Linked DNA regions of Homo sapiens: region 1 is linked to region 2. Evidence: read pairs that join two places in POLR2A ChIA-PET (ENCODE). Cell type or tissue: PC-3. All regions are shown on one strand. Each heading gives the region's core, and the rest is flanking DNA. Links, peaks and the distances in the headings are about the cores only.

What was found. Peaks named below come from ENCODE experiments on the same cell type or tissue, not always from the same donor. Only the 100,000 strongest peaks of a DNase experiment are listed, where the experiment ranks them.
Region 1: POLR2A ChIA-PET joins it to region 2 with 5 read pairs; 2 of 35 experiments call an interaction of 5 or more read pairs at or near these places.

The regions. Positions count from the first base shown.
Region 1 is chr1:208,676,931-208,682,312 of GRCh38, reverse strand. LOC105372892 (a long non-coding RNA gene) reads left to right here. Exons shown (of 5, transcript XR_007066854.1): 3 at 1,381-1,436. Among named protein-coding and RNA genes, the nearest start is that of LINC02769, 41 kb to the right of the region's middle. In PC-3, for the core only: no CTCF peak of the experiment used is centred there; no DNase peak of the experiment used is centred there; H3K27me3 peaks cover 300 bases.
Region 2 is chr1:208,932,000-208,937,381 of GRCh38, reverse strand. All of the region lies in intron 1 of LOC107985255 (a long non-coding RNA gene), which reads left to right. Among named protein-coding and RNA genes, the nearest start is that of LINC01774, 38 kb to the left of the region's middle. In PC-3, for the core only: no CTCF peak of the experiment used is centred there; DNase peaks (open chromatin) are centred at 1,351 and 2,271; H3K27ac peaks cover 3,297 bases.

The sequences.
Region 1 (5,382 bases), core at 229-5,228, 260 kb after region 2:
AAGCTGGGAAAACATGCTTGGACTTTTAATCAAACTCTTCCTGGTAACTCGTACAGTCATTGTTGGGCCTATTTCTCCATTTGTAACATAGAAAAGAAATCATCCTGGTCCCAGACATTTTTTTGTTCTCCCAAGGAAGGAAGATGACTGAATTTCATAAAAATATTTGAACATTTAGAACTAAACAACTTGTTCATGCAATTAATGTGCAGCTGTTGAGCATCTACTGTTTGTCAGAAGTATGTGATAACCAAACATGACTAACTCCTGCTCTTAAGGCACTAAGTCTAGTAGGGAAGACCACTATTAAATGAATACTTGCACAAATAATGAGCATTTAATTTTGAATTAGTTAAGTGCTCTGAAGGGAGAGTGTAGAATACTATGGGAGGTATGAGAAATGATCTAATTTGAATTGGAGGATTGGGAAGCAGAAAGTGAGGAGGAGGACTTTGAAGGGAAGGAAACAAACAGCGTGTGCAAAGGCCCTGAATTGACAAGCTGAAAAACACAGAAATAAAGTGAGCTGAAGTGAGCACAACGTGAGAAAACACTGGATTGACAGGTGGCTCCCAATATGTGGACCTTGGATGCCATGCCAAGAAGTTTAGCTTCTAACTTAAGTACAATAAGAATGCAATGCAGCATTTTAGGCAAGGAAGTGGCATATCCTTTTAGAACCTTAGTTAGACAGGGTTCATAATGAAGGAGTAAGAACAGTAACTGAAGATGTTGAAAGGTCACGGTGGTTGAGACCATGGGCTGGCAAATTACAATCATGGGTCAAACTCAGCCTATCACCCATTTTTGTAAATAGAACTCTATTGGGATGCAGTCATGTCCTTTCATTTCTGTATTATCTATGGCTGCTGTTGCTCTACACAGCAGAGTAGAGTAGTTGCTGTAGAGACACTATGGCCCACAGAGATTAAAATATTTACTATCTTTAACTTTTTAGAGATAACTTGCTGATCCTTGGATTAGACTGAAGGGTTATTGATGTCCCTGCAAAAAGAAAAAAAAAAAAAAAAAGGACTGATTCAGGATATATCTTAAAGTTGGACCATAAGACCATGAACTTGAACTCCCACCTTATTCTGAAAGCTCAGAAGATATAGTCTACAGTTGTAAATGAGTTTCTGAGGCTGTCATTTTGACTGTGGTAGAGATTTGTACGAGTTTATTCACCTTATACTTGTTCACTCCAGTCTTACTAAACTGATTTCACATTATTTTAAAATTAGAGGAGAATAACAGTTATTAACTACCATTGCATTTTCATTTAGTCACAAGCACTTACTGTTTGAATTAGAAATTGCTCCAATAAAGACAGTGACTGCAGGTTTATCTCTGTTTTTATTTTTGTTTGTTTTCTTTAAGGTGCTGATCAGAAACCCACAAATATCTGCCAGGCTGGCAACAGACCCTAAAGAGAGGTATGGAATATATGTGTCAGCTGCCTAATGCCCACGGCAGTCTGAAAGCATACCAGACACTCAGAACCTTAGTGGCAGGCTTGCTTTTCTTATGTTCTCATTTTTTAATGGGGAAATGGAGGCACAGAATGTTCCTGGGTCATTATGCTAGGTCACATTGCTCCAAGGAGGGCCCATTGCAAAGCTTTGTGATTAAGCACTCACATTCAGGAGCCAGGCTGCTGGATTTCACCCTGGTTCTGCCACTGAATAGACGGAAGAAGTATCACTTTGCTAATACAGTAAGGCACTCGACACAGCCCATGGCACATAGAAAGACTCCAAAAGCCTGAGCTATCTTGTTTTCTCCTGTTTTGTAAGAAAATCTTCTTCTCCCGTTTTGTAAGAAAATCTTCTTAGAGTTGGACAATTGCCGTGTGTCCAAAACTTTATAAGTATCATTTCCTCCTCTCAAGGAGCCTGGGAGGTAGGCAATATTATCGCTATGTTACTGAAGATACAACTGAGGCGTATCTCAAGCTACTTATGCCAGCTCTTATTGCCTGTGAGGATCAAGCCAAAATCAAACGTAAGTTTGCTTGATTCCAGAGCTTGGGTTTACAACAGCTAGGCAGCCCATTTTCTTTATACTCCCTCATCCTGCGGAGCTTGCCCAGGACTTCCAAATAATGAGGGACACATGGGGACCAAAAGGAGCTGTGGAGCAATGTGTCATGTTCCTGAAGTCCACACAGGAATGCGGGAAGAAGCTGATCCTCTGCTGAATGTACTGATCTTCTTCCAACTTCATAGATAAAGCTAATTTCCGTGGTTCAAAGTCATAACCCCTCATTTTGAGGAAGGAAGCAGGGAGACCCATAAAGCCATAATTCTAACTATCTCTTGAGTTAATAGGAGCCTAATTGGATTAAAATTTTAAATTTTATGGCTCCAACACTTTAAGACACCATGCAAGGGGGCTTAATAAGTTTGGTACTTATTAAGAGGTTTGTCATCTTAACCCAGTCCAAGTAGTACAACGATACCAACATAGAACTGTTCTCTGAGCCACCTAATTTCTTGTTCTTTAAAAATACAATCTCCCTAATGTCAGTATACCTCTCAGAAGCCCTCACTATTTATTTTAGATTGATTTCCTTGGGGACAAAAAGGCTATAATTGCACAAATACTCCTGGAGTAACTATAGAAAGAACACACAGTATTTTATATATTTTCTGCTAATACTAGCCAAGAAAATTAAATTCTACTCCCTGTTTACACCCACTAAAACGAAGCACTTAAAGAGCAAATGGCTATTAGCCATACATTTTGTGATTAATCTAATTCTAGTTTCTTAGTGTAGCCACCTTCATTTGAATTCCATTTATAAATAATGCACAATGCACCACTTCAACAATGATATGAAATTAGAGGTGAAAAACATGTGACTCCTAAGGGAAGAACAAAGGAGGTTGGAACTCAATTTATTTGTTGTTGTTGTTTTTAAAAAATAGTTATTTGGGTAAATTTGCAGCAGTCAATAAAGCATTCCTGTAGGGCTCCTTCATCCCTGGGTAGCCTTTAACTTAATTTGCATATTGGAAATTCAGCACTTTTTCTTGCTCTAATCAAGCTTGCCAAAAAAGCAAGCTAGCTTGCTATAGCAAAGATATTTTAGACACTAGTAGAGTACTGGAAAAAACAAAGGAATGTTGTAGGTACATCCTGCCTCCCCTGTTTGTTGCGGCCTTCTAGAGATGTGAGGTCAGAGGCAGAGATGCTAAGAATAGGCGCAACAGGCATGGGAGTCAGAAAACTGGGGCTCTCCATTTGCTTTGCTACTAACTAGCTACTACTCCTGGACCTGCCCTGGTTACTTTTGGTCTCAGCTTCCCCCCGCTTTTTTTTTTTTTTTTCTTGAGACGGAGTCTCGCTCTGTTGCCCAGGCTGGAGTGCAGTGGCGCAGTCTCGGCTCACTGCAAGCTCCGCCTCCTGAGTTCACGCCATTCTCCTGCCTCAGCCTCCTGAGTAGCTGGGACTACAGGCGCCCGCCACCACGTCCGGCTAATTTTTTGTATTTTTAGTAGAGACGGGGTTTCTCCGTGTTAGCCAGGATGATCTCGATCTCCTGACCTGTGATCTGCCTGCCTCGGCCTCCCAAAGCACTGGGATTACAGGTGTGAGTCACCGCACCCGGCCAGCTTCCCCCTTTTTAAAGAGGGTGTTGGCATATAGCTCCTCACATGCCATTCTTTGGTATAGCTCTCTGTCTGTATGTGTGTGTCCCCATATTCTTTCCTCTTGTAGATATGCCTTCCCACTGTTCTTCATGGTGCAGTCTTTCTCTTTGTAGGACCCAGCTCAGCTATCACCTTGATGGCTGCCGGGAGCTCGATGTACTGTTTATGTTCTGATAGCTCCTTATGTGCATTGCTATCTTATTTTAGGAAACTTGTGAAAATCTCAGAAGAGGATATGGGAAGCAAATGGTATGAACATGTTACCTATTTTGGGAGCATTTCCAAAAACATAGGTCCTGTCTCTGTACTGAAAGAGGGAACAATTAATGTTTAATAAATTCCTATTTAAAGGGTTTTGGTGTGAAATCCTAATAGTTTTGTTCTTCTGTATATGTTTCTATGTATACACTGGAATTCTTGTTCTGTATTTCCAAGTAAGGCAAAAATTTACTGTGATTGAACACGCCACCACCAAGAACACTAGGTTCTGCCAAAAGAGCCAGAATGCCCTCTCTCCTGCCTCATTTCCTTATTGCAGCAGTCACCCCACTGTCCTTGAAGACACTTGGCTGTGGGCTTTAGGGAATCAAATGAATCCAGGGATCCAGATTTGTTAACACTATTGAAGAGAACCATCAGTAATAGACAGTTTCTATATATTTCTTGCTATTGTATTTGGTGGGCAATACAATAAGAGTTCAGCTGTTTGAATGCTCTTTGTCTCTTTGTAATCAAAAGATTAAGAATATAATCTGTTCTTAATCTTTTGAGAAAATATGGCCCTAAATTTAAATGTTTTGCCTCCTGAAATGATCATTTTTTCCTACCTCTCTTAAAGTTCTTCAAAAGCAAGAACTTGTCTTATGTTCATGTGTCTCACAACCCTTAATCATATCTGGCATATAATACGTGTACAGTGAAATTGGTAAAGTGAAGCAGTGTAGAGCCTCAGAAAGAGCAATTGACTAGTTCTGTAACCTTGGGTAAGTAACAGTTCTTCCCTGGAGTTCTGCTATCTGCTCCATAAAATAAGGAGATTGGGATAGACAGTTTTTAAGTTCCTTTAGCGTTCTAAAGTTCTCGATTTGTTCTATGGTTTTTTACTCCATAGAAGCTGAAAAACTCTTAGCAGTTCCCAAGAAGAGGACATGTAGGGCTGGAAATCTGTTTGTCCTACCCTTAGTGGAGGAGGCTTCCACAGTACTCTGAAACTAGCATTGCTCTGATGAAGTTTTTTTCTAGGGTGTTGCTTTATTCCAGTCTCCGTGAACCATCTTTAACTCTAACTTGCTGAAGGGAATGGAAATTGACTCTTGTAGGGTCAGGACCGAAGGAACAGGAATTGAGATGTAGCTTCCTGCATCTCAGTAGTCAGATCTTAGAAGAGGCAAAGATCCACATATTATGATCAGAGAATATTGATCAGATTATCATCCTGTGTAGTCCCTCCTTTTTTCCTCACTTCTCTATATGTACTCAGCTGGCAGGTTATACTAAGATGGATTCACCTGGAATAAAATAAATGTGAGTTCACTGGCCAGAGCTGAAGTGATGCCTCACTCTGTTTCAGAACATTTTCTCCTGAGAGTACTTCAAAGGAAACGTATCAGAGGACCTAAATCCTTGAGAAAATCTTCATACTCTCAAATACAGCCCATGCTATTCAGCTGAGCTTCCTGGAAAAGGTTGAGTATGGATCACTAGTTAGAAAGATGGGTAGCTCCAG
Region 2 (5,382 bases), core at 186-5,185:
CCTTTCTTTGGCTAAATGGACTGTGTGCTTCTTCAGAGATGTTGTTTTAGGCCTCTTTATAACGTAGTCCTAACACAATGCCTGGCTCATAGGTGCTTTACAAGATTGACTGCATCTCTGTTTCTCTCTGAAATATTTCCAGTTTGCCATCTGAAAAGTAATCCTGCGAAAGAGATTTCATATAAAGCCCATTCTGCCCTAACTCTTAAGCAACAACTGGGAAGTCTTCCTTCATAGAAGTTCAAGTTTGGAAATTTCACCTTGCACTTTACCCTTCTAAAGCTATTTGTTGGAGAAAGGACTACTTCAAGTCATTCTTTAAAGAAAAGATGTGGGACTGGGCTCGATGATCTCTCATTGACCTCTTCGCCCTCAGCATGCCCAGCTCTTAAAAGGAAACTGTGATGTAGGTAAGAGGATACTTGAGTTGGAAACCTGAGGCCTGAAATCCTCTGCCCAGATTTGCCATTAATTAACTGAGTTATTTGGATAAGTTGCTCCTTCTCTGGGGCTCGGGTTCATCATCTATGCCTGAGAAGCTTGAATTCAATGATGTCCAAATACTACTTCCAACTCCAACAATAGTCTTACAATGTTAGGAGTCTCCATGTCTATGAAACACCAGAGTTAACAATCCAATTAATGCCTGTTCTTAGCAGACGAATTCCCCACCCCCTATTGTTTAGGAATTTTTCATCATTAAAATAATTGAGTGGGAGTGGGAGGTTGTTTGTATTCTTTTGACCTTTCTGCTCTCCTCTGCTATAATGAAACTCTGCACTGCCATTTGGTGACTAGGCTTCTGAGGAGTTCTCTCACGTGCAGTGGAAACAAAGATGTAGAGTGGAAAGGGCACTGGAATAGAAGTCAGGCAATCTAAGGTCGTGCCCAGCTCTTGACACTAACTAGCTCTGTGGCCCTGGGCTTGTCATGTCCCCTCTTGGGGTCTCCATTTCCTCACCTGTTAATTGGGTTGTCTGAACCAGATGATCTTTATAGTTCTTCAACTCTTCTTGCATTCTATGAATTCTAACAATGACATCTCTCTCTAGAGAGTGAGGGCTGAATGGAGACCTTGTGTCACACTACTCCAAATGCCACACAATTAATTATGGAATTCCAGCAATCAACTCCCTCCCCCCGCTGTCTACCCCCTGCCTGCCTGCATTAATGGCATTTTCAGAGACTTCTGTCTAGAAGAAAACGTCGGTCCCAGACTAATTGGCATCTTTCCATCAATGTCAAAGGGAGCCCAAAGGGTCTCTTTGCTTAGAACTCTCTTGATTCTCCTGTGTGAGGTGGGGATGGGGTGTGCCTTCAGCTTCTGACCCTCCTCTGATATCTATCAGTCTATCCTGACTGTATTCTCTGTGGTTTCTGTGTCATCAGGATGTGTGCTCATTTGAGAAATCTCATAAAAGAGAATGGCTTTCTATGCTGTGTGATATTTGTGAATGTACTAGGCCAGCTTGAAACCATCTGCTAAGAAAGATTAAAATTCAAGAAGGAAAACAAAAGAAGGTACTCTTTCCTATTTGTCCCCATATTATGTATGGTTTAAGAGCACACATTCTGGAGGACAACTGCCTTGCTTTGAATCTTTATTTGCTACTGAGTCAGCCACATGGCAGATAGAAATCTGCTTTCTCTGGATCTGTTTCCTTATCTGTAAAATGGGGCTCGTAAATAAAAGTACCAACCTCATTTAATTTTCATTTAAGATTAAGTGAAATGATGCATGTTAATTGGTGCAGTGTTTAACACATGATGGTCTTTAATATCACAATTATGATATTTAACATTATTTTTGGCCAACCAACATTTGCAATGTCTCCTTTCAACTGATCAACTAGTCATTTTTGTTTTTTATTTGAGATGGAGTCTCACTCTGTAGCCTAGGCTAGAGTGCAGTGGTAGGATCTTGGCTCACTGCAACTTCTGCCTCCTGGTCCTGGTTCAAGCAATTCTTCTGTCTCAGCCTCCCAAGTAGCTGGGATTACAGGCACGCGCCACCATGTCCAGCTAATTTTTGTATTTTTTGTAGAGATGGGGTTTCACCATGTTGGCCAGGCTGGCCTTGAACTCCTGACCTTGTGATCTGCCTGCCCCAGCTTGACAAAATGCTGGGATTACAGGCGTGAGCCACCGCTCCCGGCCCAACCCAGTCATTTTTTAGCAGCTCCGCAGCAGTTCATTTCTACCCCACCCACTTAGTCATGACTTCTATAAGATCCTACTGTTCTTGAATGATTATTTAGCAAAGTGCTTTTCTATTGGGGAAATCTTCTCAACACTTACTCACCACTCTGGGATGCCCTAACTCTTGACCTGAGCAACCGAGGAGCTCAGAGCTACCTTTGCAACAGAAAAGACACTTAACTTCCGAAGAGTACTGCATTAATCATTACTTCTGATGTGCCCTCAGTAAGCATGAGGTCCATAATCTATCTATCCACAATCAAGGCATCTTTTCCTCTCAAAAGAGGGAGAAACATCCCTCATTTTTACAACTTGCTGAATTGAGGTCTAGTCTTGTGATAATCGCTCAGTTACAAGTTCCGTTTTCTTCACTGCTTATTCCCTTCCTTTAACACCAACAGCTGGGACTATACAGCATCAGAAAAAAGAATTAAAACTTTCTCATGGGGAGGGGAAAGTAGAAGCAATTCGCTTAATGTGTTTTATCGATTGTACAGCACATTTACTCTATGGGTTCAAGACACTATGTATCCGTTCTCTTGAAGGCAAGTCCAAATCACTTATGGCATCTTTATGGAAATTCAAAATTGAATGGAAATATGACTATGAGGCCATCAGCTAAAAAGCACTGGCTCCTCATGAGGGATTCTGCTTTGTTTCCCTCTCTTTCTCTCATCTGTATCATCTTTCATGGCAGTGTCCTTGAAGACATCTCCCTTGGGCCTTCTCTACAACAGCTCTTGGAAGGCCAGCTTTGGTAAGAAGCAGTAAAAATGTCCAGATTGTAGAACTAAATTTAACAAGATACCTGATATTGGGAATGCATAACCATGAATAAGCAAGCAATCATTTATAAAACCAATTGTACTGCGTATAAAAGTTGCCTGTATTTGTAAAAATCAAAACATGTGTTTAACAGTACTCAAATTATGTAAACAGTCTGTGTCTGGTTCCCATTAAAGGTACAGAATAAGCATTAGGGCAGCAACTTGAAAGCCAGGCTGAACAATTTTGCCGGTTATCTGTGAATGGTATCTGGAGGAAAAATGCAAATTATAGTCAAGGTGAGGAGAGCCAAGTTGTATCAAGAAATTTGGAACCGGGCATCATTTCTGAGGACACATATGAAGCCAGAAATTAGAAGGATGGGAATGGAATGGGATGTGGTTGGAGCAAGTGGCTCAAACCTGAGGTTGTACACCACGGTGGGATGACAAAGGTGCACTTTCATGCAATTCAGTCACATGCGTGCTGTGGGAGTACCTCTTAACATGAACTCTACACTCTCTTATTCCAGAAAAGAATACTCATGAGTGTATTAATGGTGACTATAGACACTTTTAGGAATTAATTTTTTGGGAGCCAAGAACGGACCTAGAGGGACTAGAATAAGAGGGGGAGGGGCAGATGATGGAGGTCTTGAGAGATTATCACTTTATAAAAACTAATTCTGTTTTCCTGCCTATTCCTAATACTGTGCTGTAAGACTAGCAGCTGGGCCCATGCTGCATGCAGCTGAGAAATTAAGACTTTCTCATAGGAGGAAGAAAACTAAAAGCAATTCATTTAATGCATTTTATTGATTATATGGCTCATATACTTCTTGAGTTCAAGATAGCACCTGTCTATTCTCCTGACGGCAAGTTCAGATCATCCTTGGCATCTTTATAGTATCTTTCTCTTCTGCAGCAGAGAGTAAAGGAAAGGATGGGGAGATAGAGAATATATGTGCGTGTGTGCATGAGTGTGTGTGCGTGTGTAAGGGGAGAGTGGGAAAGACAGAGAAAGAGAAAGAGAGACAGTGAAGGAAGGAAGAAGACTAGGAGAAAAAATACTTAGGAACGGAAAAGAATTAGTACTTTAAGGGAAATGCTAGATCTTGAAAAGTAGAGATTACTAGTGTAATGCAGTCTTTAGGAAAGACGTTCTGGAGATTTCAGGAATTTCAGGATATAGCATAAAGAATAATAATCCTTTGAAAAGTTTTGGATATCTTGGTGCCTGAAGCAAAAAAAAAAAAAAAAAAAAAAAAACAACAAAAAAAAACAGCTTCTGAAGGGTCTTATTTTAAGCACAAAAAAAGAATGCTGTGAAAAGAGGTTGTGGCTAGCTTATGGGTGACCAGCAGCCCAAAGAAGACAAAATAGACTTTTTAGGCTGGGAAGGAACTGAATGCTTTACGTGCAGCATAGACTGGAAACCTGCTGAATTTAGCAAAGCTTGGACTCTAGACTCTTCATGCTGTAGAAGAGAAACTCCTTGTCCTACACAGGACGGATTTAGAGGGGGATTTGCATTTCCTTCAGTAGGGGAGGGGAACACTGAAAAGAATTAAAAGGAGAGGGGATGGGCTCCTTGTGGTGTTGGTAGGCTTGGTCTGCACAGAAGGCAAAGATTGTTTTGCTCCTAGGGGACCCTGGATTTGAGACTCTGAGTCTCCCTCAAAGGCAGAAGTTGGTTTCACTGCCCAATGTGGAGAGCTTCATTTTCTATTCTCTGTATTTCAACTATTGGTAATTTACAGGGGCAACAACTTAGATCCTTCTTGCCCAGAAGTCTCTGGGTACCTAAAACCAATTACAACTCTTCACTCCCGTTATAGATTTAAAAATGTATCTTGGATAATGTCAAACAGCATCGAGAAAAGCCTTTGGGGCTCAAATAAAGTGGCAGTGACCTCTTTACCCTCAATTTTCCCCGGATGTCAGGACACCCTTCACAGGGTGAAGGAGTGTATAAATTTAATCTGGTTGTTCACAGCAGGGCCAAATGGAGGAACCCATTGCTTGTCACTCTGGGCAGTGACAGGCTCACAGCCCTCTCAGTGATGGGTGATGAAGCACAAACTGCCATTAGATATGTCCATGTCACCTGAGGAAGAAGAAAAGGGGATGGAGGAACCCTCACAGAACTACCTTTGTCAGGATGGTTTGCACAGGCCTTGTGAAGGAATGAGCTCTTTCTGAGTCAGTAAAGAAAATCTGCTCCTGAGGCAGTTGATGGATTCCTATCCAATCACCTTTTTAGGAATGTTGGAAACTGGTAGCTCTGATTCTACTGTGTCTCTCTCTCTCTGTAGATCTCACAACACATGTTTGCCTATAGAGAGGCTGCCGTGTTTTCTTTTTATCCAAAGCACAGTCTGCAAACCAGCAGCCTCCATATCACCTGGGGACTTGTTAG